Linked DNA regions of Homo sapiens: region 2 is linked to region 1. A link is an interaction called in ENCODE POLR2A ChIA-PET data of the cell type or tissue named here. Cell type or tissue: Panc1. All regions are shown on one strand. Each heading gives the region's core, and the rest is flanking DNA. Links, peaks and the distances in the headings are about the cores only. Region 1 overlaps ROBO1 (roundabout guidance receptor 1). Region 2 overlaps ROBO1 (roundabout guidance receptor 1).

Region 1 (8,352 bases), core at 116-8,115:
GAAACAAAAATTGACAAGTGGAGCCTCATTAAACTAAAGAGCTTCTGTACAGCAAAAGAAACTATCAACCCAGTAAACAGATAGCCTACAGAATGGAAGAATATATTTGCAATTTGTGTATCTGACAAGAGTCTTGTATTCAGAATCTATAAGGAGCTTAACCAAGTGAACAAGCAAAAAGCAAATAGTCTTATTACAAAATGGGCAAAGGACATGAACAGATGCTGCTCAAGAGAAAACATATAAGCAGCCAACAAACATATGAAAAATGCTCCACATCATTAATCCTCAGAGAAACACCAATCAAAACCACAATGAGATACCATCTCACACCATTCTGAATGGCTGTTATCAAAAAGTCAAAAACAATAGATGCTGGTGAGATTGCAGAGAATAGGAAATACTAGAAGTCTGGGATTAGGTTAAATGACCAAACCTAAGAATAATTGGTGTACCTGAGGAAGAAGAGAAATCTAAAAGCCTGGAAAACATATTTGGGGGAATAATCGAGGAAAACTTGCCTGGCCCTGCAAAAGAGCTAAACATCCAAATTCAAGAAGCAAGAAGAACACCTGGGAAATTAATCACAAAATGATCTTCACCTAGGCACACTGTCATCAGGTTATCCAAAGTTAAGATGAAGGAAAGAATCTCAAGAGCTGTGAGACAGAAGCACCAGGAAAACTATAAAGGAAAACCTATCAGATTAATAGCAGATTTCTCAGGAGAAGCCCTACAAGCTAGGAGGGATTGGGGACCTATTTTCAGCCTCCTCAAACAAAACAATTATTAGCCAAGAATTTTGTATCCAGCGAAACCAAGCATCATGTATGAAGGAAAGATACAGTTATTTTCAGACAAACAAAGGCTGAGAGAATTCGCCATTACCAAACCACCACTATGAAAACTGCTTAAAGGAGCTCTAAATCTTGAAACAAATCCTGGAAACACATAAAAACAGAACCTCTTTAAAGCATAAATCACACAGGAACTATAGAACAAAAATACAATTTAAAAAGCAAAAAAAAAAAAAAAAAAAACCAAAGTACACTGGCAACAAAAAGCACAATGAAAGCAATGGCACCTCACATCTCAATACTAACATTGAATGTAAATGGCCTAAATGTTCCACTTAAAAGATACAGACCCACAGAATGGATAAGAACTCACCAACCATCTACTGCCTTCAGGAGACTCACCTAACACAAAAGGACTCACACAAACTTAAAGGGTGGAAAAAGGCATTTCATGCAAATGGACACCAAAAGCGAGCAGGAGTAGCTATTCTTATATCAGACAAAACAAACTTTAAAGCAACAGTGGTTAAAAGAGACAAAGAGGGACATTATATAATGGTAAAAGGCCTTGTCCAACAGGAAAATATCACAATCCTAAACATGTATGCACCTAACACTGGAGCTCCCAAATTTATAAAACAATTACTAATAGACCTAAGAAATGAGATGGAGAGCAACACAATAATAGTGGTGGACTTCAATACTCCACTGACAGCACTAGACAGGCTATCAAGACAGAAAGTCAACAAAGAAACAATGGATGTAAACTATACCCTGGAACAAATGTACTTGACAGATATGTACAGAACATCTCATCCAACAACTGCAGAATACGCATTCAACAGCCCATGGAACATTCTCCAAGACAGACCATATGATAGGCTATAAAACGAGCCTCAATAAATTGGAAATCATCATTCTCAGTAAACTATCGCAAGAACAAAAAACCAAACACCGCATATTCTCACTCATAGGTGGGAATTGAACAATGAGATCACATGGACACAGGAAGGGGAATATCACACTCTGGGGACTGTGGTGGGGTGGGGGGAGGGGGGAGGGATAGCATTGGGAGATATACCTAATGCTAGATGACGAGTTAGTGGGTGCAGCGCACCAGCGCACCAGCATGGCACATGTATACATATGTAACTAACCTGCACAATGTGCACATGTACCCTAAAACTTAAAGTATAATAATAAAAAAAAAAAAGAACATACTGCCACATTGCCTTCAACAATATATATGTACATGTCTATGTATATTGATTTTAACATACCAGACACACAATCACAAGCAGGCAAGTACATATAGAAATAGAAAAACATCAAACCATGCTAATAATGATTATATATTATAGGAGGGAAAATTGTCATGAATGTATTTTTTTTCTTTTTCTGTCTCTACTATTCATGATTTTACAACCCATCTATAATGAGCAGGAACATATATTTTTTTAAAGTTTATAATTCCTCACTTTATTTTCTTATTGTAAGTACATAAAGTATTAAAATTTTTCAAAGTAAAAAAAAAAATTTAAGAAAATTGAAATTATATCAAGCAGTCTCTCAGACCACAGTGGAATAAAACTGAAAATCGACTCCACCCCACCCCCCAAAAAAAATTCACAACCAGGCAAATGCATGGAAATTAAATAACCTGCTCCTGAATGAGCATTTGGTCAAAAACGAAATCAAGATGGAAATTTTAAAACTCTTCAAACTGAATGATGATAATGATACAACCTATCAAAACCTCTGGGATACAGCAAAGGCAGTGCTAAGAGGAAAGTTCATAGCCCTAAATGCCTACATCAAAAAGTCTGAAAGAGCACCAACACACAATCTAAGGTCACACCTCAAGGAACTAGAGAAACAAGAACAAACCAAACCCAAACCCAGCAGAAGAAAGGAAATAACCAAGATTATAGCAGAACTAAATAAAATTGAAACAAAAAAATACAAAAGATAAATGAAACCAAAAGCTAGTTCTTTTAAAACATCAATAAAATCGATAGACCATTAGCAATATTAACCAAGAAAAAAAAGAAAGAAAATCCAAATAACCTCACTAAGAAACAAAACAGGAGATACTATAACTGACACCACTGAAATACAAAAGATCATTTGAGGTTACTATGAACACCTTTCCACACATAAACTAGAAAACCTAGAAGAGATGGATAAATTCTTGGGAAAATACAACCCTTCTAGCTTAAATCAGGAAAAATTAGATACCCTGAACAGACCAACAACAAGGAGTGAGATTGAAATGGTAATTAAAAAATTACCAACAGGCTGGGCACAGTGGCTCATGCCTGTAATCCCAGCATTTTGGGAGGCCAAAGCAGGTGAGTCGCTTGAGGCCAGGAGTTCGAGACCAGCCTGGTCAACATGGTGAAACCTCGTCTCTACCAAAAGTACAAAAATTATCCAGGTGTGGTAGTGAGTGCCTGTAATCCCAGCTACTCAGGAGGTTGAGGCAGGAGAATCGCTTGACCCCAGGAGGTGGAGGTTGCAGTGAGCCAAAATCATGCCACTGCACTCCAGCCTGGGTGAGACCCTGCCTCAAAAAATAAAATAAAATAAATTACCGACAAAAAAAAAAAGTCCAGGACCAGACGGATTCACAGCAGAATTCTACCAGACATTTAAAGAAGAATTGGTACCAATCCTTTTGACACTATTCCACAAGACAGAAAAAGAAGGAACCCTCCCTAATTCATTCTATGAAGCCAGCATCACGCTAATACCAAAACCAGGAAAGGATATTACCAAAAAAGGAAACTATAGACCTATATCATTGATGAACACAGATGCTAAAATCCTTAACAAAATTGTAGCTAACTGAATCCAACAACATGTCCGACAGATAATCCACCATGATCAAGTGGGTTTCATACCAGGGAAGCAGGGATGGCTTAACATATGCAAGCCAGTCAATGCGATACACCATATAAACAGAATTAACAATAAAAATCAAATGATCATCTCAATAGATGCAGAAAAAGCATCTGACAAAATCCAGCTTTCCTTTATGATTAAAACTCTCAGCAAGATTGGCATACAAGGGACATACCTTAATGTAATAAAAGCCATCTATGACGAACCCACAGCCAACATAATACTGAATGAAGAGAAGCTGAAAGTATTCGCTATGAGAACGGGAACAAGACAAGGATGCCCACTCTCACCATTCCTCTTCAACATAGTACTGGAAGTCCTAGCCAGAGCAATCAGTCAAGAGAAAGAAATAAAGGGCATCCAAATCAGTAAAGAGAAAGTCAAATTGTCACTGTTTGCTGAGGATATGATTGTTTACCTAAAAAAACCGTAAAGTCTCCTCCAGAAAGCTCCTAGAACTGATAAAAGAATTCAGCAAAATTTCCGGATACAAGATTAATGTACACAAATCAGTAGGTCTTCTATACACCAACAGCGACCAAGCTTTATGTGAGTACAAATGTACTGGGGGTTGGGGTTGGGGTACTAAAGCAAAGCAGTATTTTTAAAATGTCAGGGGAAGCCATTTTTATATTCTTCTAGGAAGAATTGCTTCTGTTAATTTCATGGCTGCCTGTCAATCTGAGGCAGATGCTCTGTTCCCTGCTATATAAATAATAGACCTACTGCTACCTGCCTTTTTCCTTTGTTCAAGATCATTTTGAAAGGATCATTTTTAAACAAAATTATTTCAACTGGGAAGTTGCAAGGAGGAGGTTAGGAAAATTTATTCAGGCCGGCATTTTAATCAAAGAGGTATTTGTTGGAAATGTGGTCAAAAGTATACTTGGCCAAGTCATACAAATAGTAACTTTTTTCCCTTTGAGCTCTAGCCCAAGGCTGCAGAAATGAGTTATGAATGTAAATAAATACAAATCAATAGGAGTTCTGTTTTTATTATTTCACTGGGAATTTCTGTACAATTTGAGAGCAACTTGCTGAAAGTTCAGCAGATGATTAAGTTTAACCTTGATCCTGAGCCAGCAAGATTGGCTTACTATCTATCAGCAAGGGATGTAAATTTACTCGGACACATTTTAATTGGCATTTATGCAACATGTACACACAGATGCTGAATTCATTGAGAAATCCTGAGTGCCATCTGTTTAACTAGCTTTGTCCTCTATTAAAGTGCACGATAAAATGAGACTGGATCCCTTTGCCTTGCTCATATATTTATCTTACAGTACACAGCATTTTGAATGACCACTTTATTAGTATGCTAGCCTGTTAGATATTAGTGCTCACCATAATAATCTAAAAATATACTTTATTTTGTTTCCCTCTTTGTGGGCAGTGTATCTCCTACTCTTTCGCTTAGTAAAAGCACTATCTTCATGAAGTGTCTTTTTTTCAAGTTTTAAAGATAATATTGTTTTACTTTAATGTAATTTCTTAATCAACTGAGGTTGCTATATATGTTGAATTAAAATATTTTATTGAAGGCAAGTTTATATTTAATAATAAATTTTATGTTTCTATATTTTTTTAAAAAATATTTAAAATAATCATTTCATCCTTTTATGAAGCTTGACTTACAAATGAATGAATCTTTGAAGATTAGGATGTTCTGTCTTGTAAATATAATCAAAACTTTAGGGTGGACCCAGTTCCAAATAAAAGAGTCACCTGCCTTCCCTGCAAGACTTAGATTAAACAACAATATTCAGTCATGATCTGCATATAGAAACTTCGAGAGAAGGCCTAAAATTATCATATGAAAATTGATGGTGACGTGCTCCTCTTAACTTTGCAATACCTTACTTTTTAAAAATTCAGCAACAACAATAAAACCAAAGGTCTAAAATATACATTTGAAAAAAAAGTCTAAAATGTGTATTGATTCATTGATGAGTTGCTACGATTTGAATCAAAATCACGACTATAACTTCCTCATGTATGAAATCTTTTACTTAAAAAAATCACACAAACCATTATATTATTTTTGTACCATTTTCTTCTTAAGAGAGCTGTCAATTTTTAAAGCTGTCATGATGACAGAATGAACCATCTATTTTATCGGTAGAGGCCTTATGTCTCTGTGACAGGTAGCAATTATGATGACATTGTCTTCAACCTAAATTCATGAGCCTGAGAATAAAATTCCTGAGCTTGAAATTTTCAAAACTGAAAGTAAACTAACAGATATAGTATCAAATTTAAATGGTTGTAACAGGAATGGGCTTAATTTTCTCATGTGGTTAATGCTTGATACAAGGATATTACTTACTATATTAAGATAGTTCTCTTCTAAGTGTTGGGTTTCTGGGGCTGGTCTAATGGGAAAACTATAAGATAAGCAGCCGCTCCACAGTGAAGCATCTTGGTCAAATCTTGTGGCTGCCAAAGACTTTCCATTAATATTTTACCTAGAACTGCTTCAGAAATAGTCTCAATTCAATCTCAAAATATTTTTTAATTGTTTTAATAAAATGCTGTTTGTTTTCTTTGGAATCTGTTCAAGTAGTCAGTGGGTAATGATCATGAAATTGGGAATAAATGGGCTTTCATAAGCTATTTGGGTTATTACAGTATTAAACCAATTATTTAACCTAACTGGACTCAGTTTTTCCCTCTGTACAATGAAGAAGAGTTGGACTAAAAAGATCTCTAAATTCCTTCTAACTAAAACATGCTATGATTCAAAATAATAAACAAAAAGATGATAGAATATAGACTAAGTTGCTTATCTTTTCTCTCTCTCATGTCTCCACAGTACAAAACAGTAGAATACATGAATATTTTTTTCTGTTTAATGAAACTGGAAGTCTAATTAAAATTTTCGTTTGCTTTTTAAGATAAAGCAGAGTTATCTACTGAAAATCCATATCCAAACCCGTCAGCTTCTATTTGCAGCCCTCCATCTAACTAAAATAAAATCGTTTGACACGTAATCACATCTCTTACACTTCCACACTATAAAACTTTTACTTCATACACTAACCTTAAGCAATTAAAATGTTCACACTTTCTATGTAGGCTTTAAATTCCGGTATGTACAGACAGCCAGTCTTTGAGGTATACGGTAAGAGGTGGCAAATCGCTTTGCCGGTTAAAACTCGGGAATGGATTGGGTAGAGGAAGGTTGGCCAAGGAGTTCTTGTGGAGTAAAGGCTTACAGGTGGTTTCAAGATTGGCAGAACCAAAGATGGACACTTGGTTTTTCAAAGACTAACATAAGAGTAAGAACTCAATTTTTTTAATGACTTAAATTATAAATTAAATGAAAGGCAAGAGATTAAATGGTGTGGAGTTTGGGAATGGAGAGAAAATCATGTGTTTCTTTTTGTAAAGTCTGCTTATAGGCATGTATTACCAAACTTCATAATGAACACATGTGAATGTAGTTAGCTAAAAGTTACAGTTGCTTCAAAATACATTTCAAATTTGATTATAATATGGAAGATTAAGGTATGAATTTTTAAATGGTAAAAATGATAAAGTACCACATACATTAAACAAGTTGGAGGCAGCATTCATGGATTAAAATATTAAAAACAACTTCCAACTACAGAGGCCATATGTACTTACTATAAATGTGTTCAGTAGTTCATTTTCTAGCCATTAGGATACCAAAAAAGAAAAAAACCTACTAGAAATGCATTATTAATTTAGTTGTTCTTTTGTCTTCTCTTTTGCTTAATTGTTGCTTTGATACCAACACTTAATTTATGTGACCATAAAATGCTGGATATTTTAATTGCCGGTCTTTACTTCGAGCTGTATCTTATCCCTGTTAGATATGTGGTAGTGTTTCTTTCAAGCATTACTTAGATCAATTAATTATGGTTGTACGAGCTGTCAATTATTTATAGAGTTTAGGAATAAAATAAGTGCTTGTCTCTTGTGTCACATCATGTGGTATGGTGCTTATTTCATCTTCCTCTTCTTCCATACTTAATTACCTTTTTCAACATGTCTATGATCCCCTCCAATCCTGGAACATTTTATAATTAGTGGTTGTGGTTTTTTGTTCACTGGTCATGATGTTTTGAAATGCCTTTTTTTTGTTTCTTTTGTTTCTAAGCAAAGAGAAATAATATCATTTTAAATATTGAAATGATTAAACAGCATAGTTTGATTAGTAAAGACAATAAATTAAGTAATCCTTAATATGTTATTTCAATTATAAAAATTAAATGTAACTGATTTTTCCTTATATCTTGCTCATCGTCTTTTATTTTGGGGGAAGTTAAAGAGGAAATTGCTATGCATGAATCAAGTAAAGTTTCTCTATAGTTCTGACCTGGAGAACAAAAGAAAAAACTAACTTAAGAAATGCATGATTAAGAAGTGCCTCTACATCGTCTGTTTAGTGAAATTATTATATTAAATTATATGTATCCTCGGTTATTATATGTTCACATACATTTCCCTTTTGTAACACTGAATGTAAAACAAACAAAAAACAGATAAAATAACAACTGGAAATATAAATGAAATTAGGAGCAACAATGTGTTTTTAATTTTATTATTTCCTAACTTTTAGTATTTAGGTCAAGGGGGAAATCTATGTTTTGTCATTTTTAAAAGCTAATAAAAAATCCTTTTT
Region 2 (8,352 bases), core at 322-8,321, 150 kb before region 1:
AATTTAAAAAAAGTAAAAAAATAAAATCAGCTGAGCATGGTGACATGCACCTGTGGTACCAGCTACTTTGGAGGCTAAGTTGAGAGGCAGTGATGGGAGGATCATTTGACGGCCCAGAGGTTGAGGCTGCAGTGAGCTGTGTTTGTGTCATTGCACTCCAGCCTGGGTAACAGAGTAAAACCTTCTGTCAAAAAAAAAAAAAAAAAAAAAAAAAAAACTGAAAGAAAGAAAAAGAAAGGCTGGGTACGGTGGCTCATGCCTGTAATCCCAGCACTTTGGGAGGCCGAGGTGGGCGGATCATCAGATCAGGAGTTTGAGACCAGCCTGACCAACATTGTGAAATCCCGTCTCTACTAAAAATAAAAAAAAGTTAGCCGTGCGTGGTGGCACCTGCCTGTAATCCTAGCTACTCAGGAGGCTGAGGCAGGAGAATTGCTTGAACCTGGGAGGCAGAGGTTGCAGTGAGCTGAGATTGTGCCACTGTACTCCAGCCTGGGCAACAGAGCAAGACTCCATCTCAAAAAAAAGAAAAAAAAAATTGTCCATGCCTATAATCCTTATGTTATTTTGTCTCTAACAGTTAAAGCCTTTCATTAATCATGAAGGATTCTTAATCATGAAAGTGAAATGTAGGACAAATTCATCTTGTATGTAAGACAATTACCTTCTCACTAAATAATGCTAAGGCATGATATATTTTATTTCCTTTGGGAATATAATTGTTACTATAGTAGTCAGTATGTTGCAAAATACGCAGTTTTTAATTTACATTTTCCTATTTGTTTTCCGAATTCACACTGAATCATAGATAACAATCAGTACAATGTTAGGATTGTTTTACATTTAATTCCTTCTTACACATGAAACTATTACATTTTCACCCTGCCACAGGTAATTGGTTCCAGACCTTTATGTTTTGCATTTAGGATTAAGCTGTGGCTTTGATATCTATGCATTATTAGCAAATCAAGTTATCACAAGATTAGTATACTAAAAAATGGATTCCTCCAATAAAATTTGAGATGGGCTAAAAGGAGGTAAACTGCTAGTTGGTTGTTTCTTCTTTTTGCCTTTATTGTCCTTTATTAAGGCCTATAATTTTAACCTCCATCGATTTACCTTCCTCAACTTTTTCTGTGATGTAAAGACAAAGTAGCTTTGGGTAAAGAAACCATTATTTAATCTGGCCCTGTAAAATAACATGACCAGGGAGATCATGTCCAGGCAGGATCAATACTGAGATCTTCTGACATGGAATAGGTAATCTTTTAAAGCCTAGATATTGACAGGACAATCCACTAAGTAAATAGCTGGGAAGCAGTAAAGCTTCAATTGGCTTACCGTGTTAGCACATACTATTTCCATTTTCTTGCAGTGACAAGGCTGTTCTTGGGCCATGTTCAGCTTTCTTTTAGGCCCATCTACTTTGATTCTACTTAATTGATTCTCAACCTTGCTTGTTTTATATTGTCAGAATCACCTTTTATTTTTCAGTGTTAAAAAAAGACAAGAAGTTACTCATCTCTGGCCAGTAACTTTCAGTGATGTGAAAGTACTAGTATTTCAGTCTGGCCTTGCACTGTCTAAGCTAGTCTGTGTGTGAATTCCCCTGTTCAGAGGATCCAGTGAGTCACTTTGTGAGGATACACTTGAGCCTGTTTGAAGCTCACGTAACCATAATCTCCCTATGGTCTGATGTAATAACCGGTAAGAAAGTCAAGCACAAATTGATATATGTCTGAGGGTTGTAGGCATAATTATCTTAATATGACACTTTAGAAATAACATATTGTCGATATGTCATTGACCTTTTTTCCAAAATGGGTAAAATATTTGTAAGTGTAGATAAAATTATGACAGTGTGGTACTTTCCTTTGCTCCAGAACCACAAGAAAGAATCACTAACTTGGTTGCAGAAACATGTGTTGAAGAATTAGGTTACCTAGATTAGGACAATTGCCAGAATGCTTCCTTTTTCATATCCTTTTTTCATAAAGTACTCACTTTATGGTTGTGGGCTATGAGTATCTGTGAGTATTGTGTTCTACATGAGGTTTCCTAGAAGTATGTGGGACATATGGATATTTGTACTTAACTTCCTGGGTACCTTAGAAGGCAGCTGAGAAGACCAAAGAAAAGCTGAAGTTGACAGTCTAAACTTGGAAATTTTAAGAAAGAAAGCCAGAATCTAATTGAGCCAGTCTTTTATTATTTTTGGCTGTCCTCTAACAGACTACCTAGAGATTGTTTTATACCCTAAAGAGTATAAAACACAGAGCAAACACTAAGTTAGGAAAGATTGCTGTAAACTAACTGAAACAAAATCCCCAAATTGCCAAATAAGGGATAATGATTCATATAACTAATTTTAGTTCTCTGAATTGAACAAAAGTTACCATACCATGTTAGAATCTTTCCTGGGTTAATAACTTTTCCAAGCCGCTCTCTGTCATGGTTGGTTTTCATACATTTTTTTCATCCTGTGAGCACTCTGGGTGTTTTATAGACCATAGACATTCCAAATTTTTATATATTTCTCTTTGCAAAATGGGCTTTTCACTCTGATTTCTTTTACATCTATAGATGTAAATGTCATCAACACAATTTAACCTATTTCATGGGAGAAGGAATAAATTAGAATTATTTTACAATTTTCCATAAATGGTTTACCATATATATGTGTTCTTTAAATAGTTGATTAAAAATCTACTATTCACAGACTTGAATGCTCACAATCTAATGTTTTCATGTTTAACTTATTGTCAATTGTTATTCAGCGTCAGTTAATATGTACTGAAAGCCTTTGCATGGCATTTCCATGTGCATTTCTGGGCTACATACTTAAAGAAATACAACAATCACAAACAATGTAGGTTCTGTGTCGTAGTAGCTTCTGTCCTTAAATATTAATATGAATTCACATAGGAAAGTGTAAAATGAAGGAAGATATTTTCTGAATGGAAGCTGAGAGTTGTGGTTGGAAAAAAAACCACTCATTTCCTTCTTCCTTGCTTTCTTTTTCAGGTTCTTTGGATTAGAATTGTTAATAGGCCAGACAAATCTGTCTAAAATAAATCCTTCAAAGCTGAGTGAGCAATATGTCCCCAGAGAAATTATCTTACTGGGACATGATCTGAGTTTATGCCAAGTTCCGCTTAAAGGTTCCGGATGTTTAAGGACTTCTTGACACTGCAGTTTTAGTTCTTTCTTAAGTATGCCTTCTTTTTCTTTATTATAGCTGATTATTCATGATGGAATTTCAGATTTTACAAAATTAATTATTTCTAGATGCAAAACTAGTGAGTTTACCATGTTCAACAAATTACATTTATATTTAAGATGGCCTCACAGTCAAAATAGCCTAAATTTGTATAATTTAGCTTAATTTTTCATAATTATTTCAAAAACGTTTGTTATTTTTCTAAAAGATGATGTCCCTGTTAATAAAATACTTTATATTTTTAAAATAAGTAAATAGTCATTTAAAAACAAACTCTGACTAGTGGATCACAAGGTCAGGAGGTCGAGACCATCCTGGACAACATGGTGAAACCCCATCTCTACTACAAGTGCCAAAATTAACTGGGTGTGGTGGCGGGCACCTATAATCTTGGCTACTTAGGAGGCTGAGGCAGGAGAATCGCTTGAACCCGGGAGGCAGAGGTTGCAATGAGCCGAGATTGTGCCTCTGCACTCCAGCCTGGTGACAGAACAAGACTCCATCTCAAAAAAAAAAAAAAAACGAAAAACAAAAAAACAACTCTGACTATACTGACATTAACCATTATTAAGTGGGAATAAGAATTTAATAATTTAGCTTGAGAGCTCATAATGAAATATTTTAATTTCAGACTTATCTGATTTGCTAATGCTTAAGTCATTTCTTTACTCAACCTACACTTACATAGTAAAGTTGTGGGTGAAAGTTTTCCTGGTCTCACTCGTTCAAAGAAGATGGTTATGACAGTTTTTAGCCACCATATGGGCTTCTTTTGTTTTCTTCAAAAATAGAATACCTGAATTCACACAGTAATGTCTATCCAGACCCTTACCCACGTGAACTAAGCTAGATAGTAATTTCCAGAAACTACATTATTTAACCAGACTAAAGAATGTAAATCGAATGATTATAATACCATACTTAAAGTCAAAATCACAACTATAATTTTGCAGAAAGCTTCCAGTTTTGATTAGATATAAGGTAAGAAATATTGATAAAAGATTACATAAATAAAAAAACAGTATTGCTTACTAATTCCATTTTTTTCTTTTTTTTTTTTTTTTCTTTTTGAGACAGATACTTGCTCTGTTGTCCAGGCTGGAGTGCAGTGGTATGATCTTGGCTCACTGCAACCTCCGCCTCCCAGGTTCAAGCAATTCTCCTGTCTCAGCCTCCTGAATAGCTGGGAGTACAGGCACCCGCCCCCACACCTGGCTAATTCTTGTATTTTTAGTAGAGATGGGGTTTCACCACGTTGGCCAGGCTGGTCTCGAGTTTTGACCTCAGGTGGTTCGCCCACCTCGGCTTCCCAAAGTGCTGGGATTACAGGCGTGACACTTTAGAAAAAGAATAAAGTTGTTTTTTTTTTTTTTTTTGACGGAGTCTCGCTGTCGCCCAGGCTGGAGTGCAGTGGCGCGATCTCGGCTCACTGCAAGCTCCGCCTCCCGGGTTCACGCCATTCTCCTGCCTCAGCCTCCCGAGTGGCTGCGACTACAGGCGCCGCCACCACACCCGGCTAATTTTTTGTATTTTTAGTAGAGACGGGGTTTCACTGTGTTAGCCAGGATGGTCTCGATTTCCTGACCTCGTGATCCGCCCACCTCGGCCTCCCAAAGTGCTGGGATTACAGGCGTGAGCCACCGCGACTGGCCCAGAATAAAGAATTTTTTAGGCTGGGCACAGCGGCTCTCGCACTTGCACTTTGGGAGGCCAAGGCAGGAGGATGACTTGAACTCAGGAGTTCCAGACTAACCTGGGCAGCATAGTGAGACCTCATCTCTATAAACATTTTTTAAAAATTAGCCAGGCATGATGACGCACACCTAGTCCTAGCTACTCGGGTGGCTGACGTGGGAAGATTTAAGCTGCAGGGAGCTGTGATCATCCCACTGCAGTCCAGCCTGGGTGACAGAGCAAAACCCTGCCTCAAAAAAAACAGAAAGAAATGAAGGAAGGAAGGAATTTTAAATGCATATCTTCAGTAAATTTTACTAAATTTTATGTTAATAATTAAACTTTATGTCTCAGTAAGTATTATACAAGATATTTATAAAAATTGGTATAAATAATATACATAAAGTGGTAAGAGGAAAAGCTAATCATTCTTAAAATGTGTGGAAATGCTGGAAATATGTTATATCAGATAAAAATCTATGTTAATCTGCTCTATTTATTATGATTTCATTTGGAAGTAAAAATGGAGGATTATGAAGTTAATTTGAAAGTAGAAATTGAATATAAATATCTTTAAACTTTTGTCAGAAGCGGTTAAAATTAAATCGGAAACACCTGGTGGTAATTTTTCTTTTTATCTCTTCAAATTTTGAAATATTTTCAGAATTAGGAAACTCTTTTTGAACATTCTTGATGTTTCTTACTATTAGGTGCCTTCATAATCTTAGGTAAGTCTGAATCTAAACCACTGTCAGTTTCATATATTTGAGCATTGTGTTTCCAGGATCCCAGAGTACAAAGGCTAAATTTGACTTTGTCATAATAGATGATAGTGTTTCATTACTTTATCATGCCACATGCGGAATAAGAGTGCCCTGGTAGGACCTGTATTTTCTATATCGTTTCTGTCTTCTCAGTTTGCCACTGTTTTTGTTTTTTAATTTGTATCTTAATTTTAATCAAACACCTAATAATGCAAAAAGGGAGCAGGCACATTTCCAAGTTTTCTATGCTGATCCTTGAGAAAGTACATTCATATATTATATAATAGATAATTGATATGGCATTTATTATCTTACCTTAAGAATGTATTTTCTTCATGTATGCATTTATTTTCATTTTTACCTAAGGTTTTAGTTAAGTTTAAATGGGTAAAATTAAAAGCATATTTATATAAATATATATATATAATTTATAAAATGTATACATGGTATAATATATAAAATTATAAATAAAATATATACCTATAAATATAAATTATAAATAAAATATATAAATTTTATATAAAATTAAAAGCAACTATTTTCAAAGCTCTTGTTCAGAAACTAAGCAAGTTACGTGTAATAAAAACATTGATTTATATTTTTGTTTCTTGTGGCCATTCATTGAAATTTGGAGTAGTGTCAGGGAAATACTTGGAGCCATTGGAGCCCAAATAGGATGTTGATTGGACATTGGGCATGTATACTAAATATACACAGATTTTTCATCTAGTTCTTAGGGGCATTATAACCTTAAACCTTTTCAACAAAATTCCTTATGTCCACTGAATAAACTAGGGTTTGAAAAATAATGTAATTGTTAACCTTTGAATTTGCGTATGTTTCTCTTTATTATGGTTTGTTGATATCAAATATTTGGTAAACTCGTATACTGTCTATTTCTTTCCATTTTTGATGCAATATGGTTTATATAGCCTTTATGATTTTTGAAGAGATTTGAATAATGTAATATGAAATTATTGTTGCAAATTGTGAAGCACAACATATGTCTCTGGCATATTATATAGTCAGTGATTTATACAAAATGAAACTTAAAAGTGAAGAAATAACGGCCCATACATTAAAATGTTTTAGCCATATGGGAGATTCCATTTTCTTACTGCCATTTGTTTCTTTTGAATTGGTTTTCCCTTGCCCTCAGATAAGATGAAAATCACACCCTTGTCCTCATACTTTGATTACTGAATCTTAGTGCTCAATGAATGAATTGTTCTCACTACAAAACTCAAGGCCTGGGGCCGTGAAGTTTTCTTGGTCTCTAGCCTAGGGAAATACGACCCTCTCTAGAAGTACTTCCCATGTGCACACATAAAAGGGCTCTGTCTTTAACCATTATAATAGCTTTCTGCTTTCCTTTAAGAAAAGTTTTGTAAATCAAGAAAGCTTTTGTAATGTGTTTCTTTAATCTCTACTTGCTTCTCTTTATTCTTTTTATTTCAAAGTTTAATCAGAAACTCTAACATTTCACAAGTTGAAAAAAAATAAAATGTTTCAGTAATACACGTAACACCGTAAGACAATATATTAATACATCTGCAAACATCAGTCTATTATTTTCCTTTGTGAGGACTGGAATTTATTACTATTTACAAAGGAGAGATTATATTTGAAATTATTTTTCTCTTTCTAGTTAATCCAAAATGAATCAATGGAATTTTAAATATTTTTTTTACTCTTTTTTAAATAAATGATTTCTCATTGCTCTAGATTATTAATCTTTTGGATTAATTTATATTGGCTTGACATTTTAAAAATTGAAAACTAAGCAAAAGAGGCACTGGTAAATCTCTTGTTACGTCCCTTGCTCAGTTGACTGCGATACATAATGTAAATATAAAAGGGCCACAATTTTGGGTTTGATTTCTATTTAGCTGGGTTAGCCCTACTGTCACCAAAACAGAATTCACTATCTCATCATCCATATTCTACATACTATTGGTGACATATTAGGCTGGCCAAGTATATAAATTCATTTGAATATGATGCACATTTCTACTCCATTTATTCCATCGTAGAAATGCACATTTATTTAACCATCTCCATTTGTTGGCTGGAAAGTTAGTCAAAGAACTGATATAATGGTAAATATACATTTTATTTTTCAAATAAAGGTAACATTTTTCAGCTGTCGTAACAAAAAATCATATCAAAAAATCTGTGCTTCTTTACATATACTATTTCTGTTGAGTGCATTCAACAATATAATTGTTTTGTTTAAGTGAGGAGGAGAAAATTGGACGTTCAAGAGGGCAGTAACCAGCAGAAACACTTCTTGTGACTCATACACAATTCTACATTTTTATTCTTCAAACTAAAGATAACATTCTTTTTGTTAAACATCTGATGTTTACTCACAGATTATGTATGTGATCATTTGAAAATTAATGTTTTTTAAAAAGGGTAACCTAGGTTTTAATTTATTGTGACATACAGCCTGAACTTTCTACGGCTTTGAAAATAAACTCACAGTTTTCTATTTGCACATGGATGCTTCACTATTTAGCTAAAATTGATGATATTATCACAAATACTATAGCTTGTGCAAGGTTTCAAGAACAAGGAAGGAAGTTTAATAAAACAGAGGCTGAGACTCAGCTTTAACACCCTGTCTCCCATGCTAATCTCCTGTTTACAATAATCCATTACGAATATTTAATGGTAGGCAGCATGCAGACC

Evidence for each region. Peaks named below come from ENCODE experiments on the same cell type or tissue, not always from the same donor. Only the 100,000 strongest peaks of a DNase experiment are listed, where the experiment ranks them.
Region 2: POLR2A ChIA-PET joins it to region 1 with 11 read pairs; 2 of 35 experiments call an interaction of 5 or more read pairs at or near these places.

Annotation. Positions count from the first base shown.
Region 1 is chr3:78,762,307-78,770,658 of GRCh38, reverse strand. The region is part of intron 4 of ROBO1 (roundabout guidance receptor 1); the gene reads left to right. Among named protein-coding and RNA genes, the nearest start is that of LINC02077, 720 kb to the right of the region's middle. In Panc1, for the core only: no CTCF peak of the experiment used is centred there; no DNase peak of the experiment used is centred there; H3K4me3 peaks cover 463 bases; H3K27ac peaks cover 1,253 bases.
Region 2 is chr3:78,912,490-78,920,841 of GRCh38, reverse strand. The region is part of intron 4 of ROBO1 (roundabout guidance receptor 1); the gene reads left to right. Among named protein-coding and RNA genes, the nearest start is that of MIR3923, 590 kb to the left of the region's middle. In Panc1, for the core only: no CTCF peak of the experiment used is centred there; a DNase peak (open chromatin) is centred at 1,720; H3K4me3 peaks cover 1,308 bases; H3K27ac peaks cover 4,491 bases.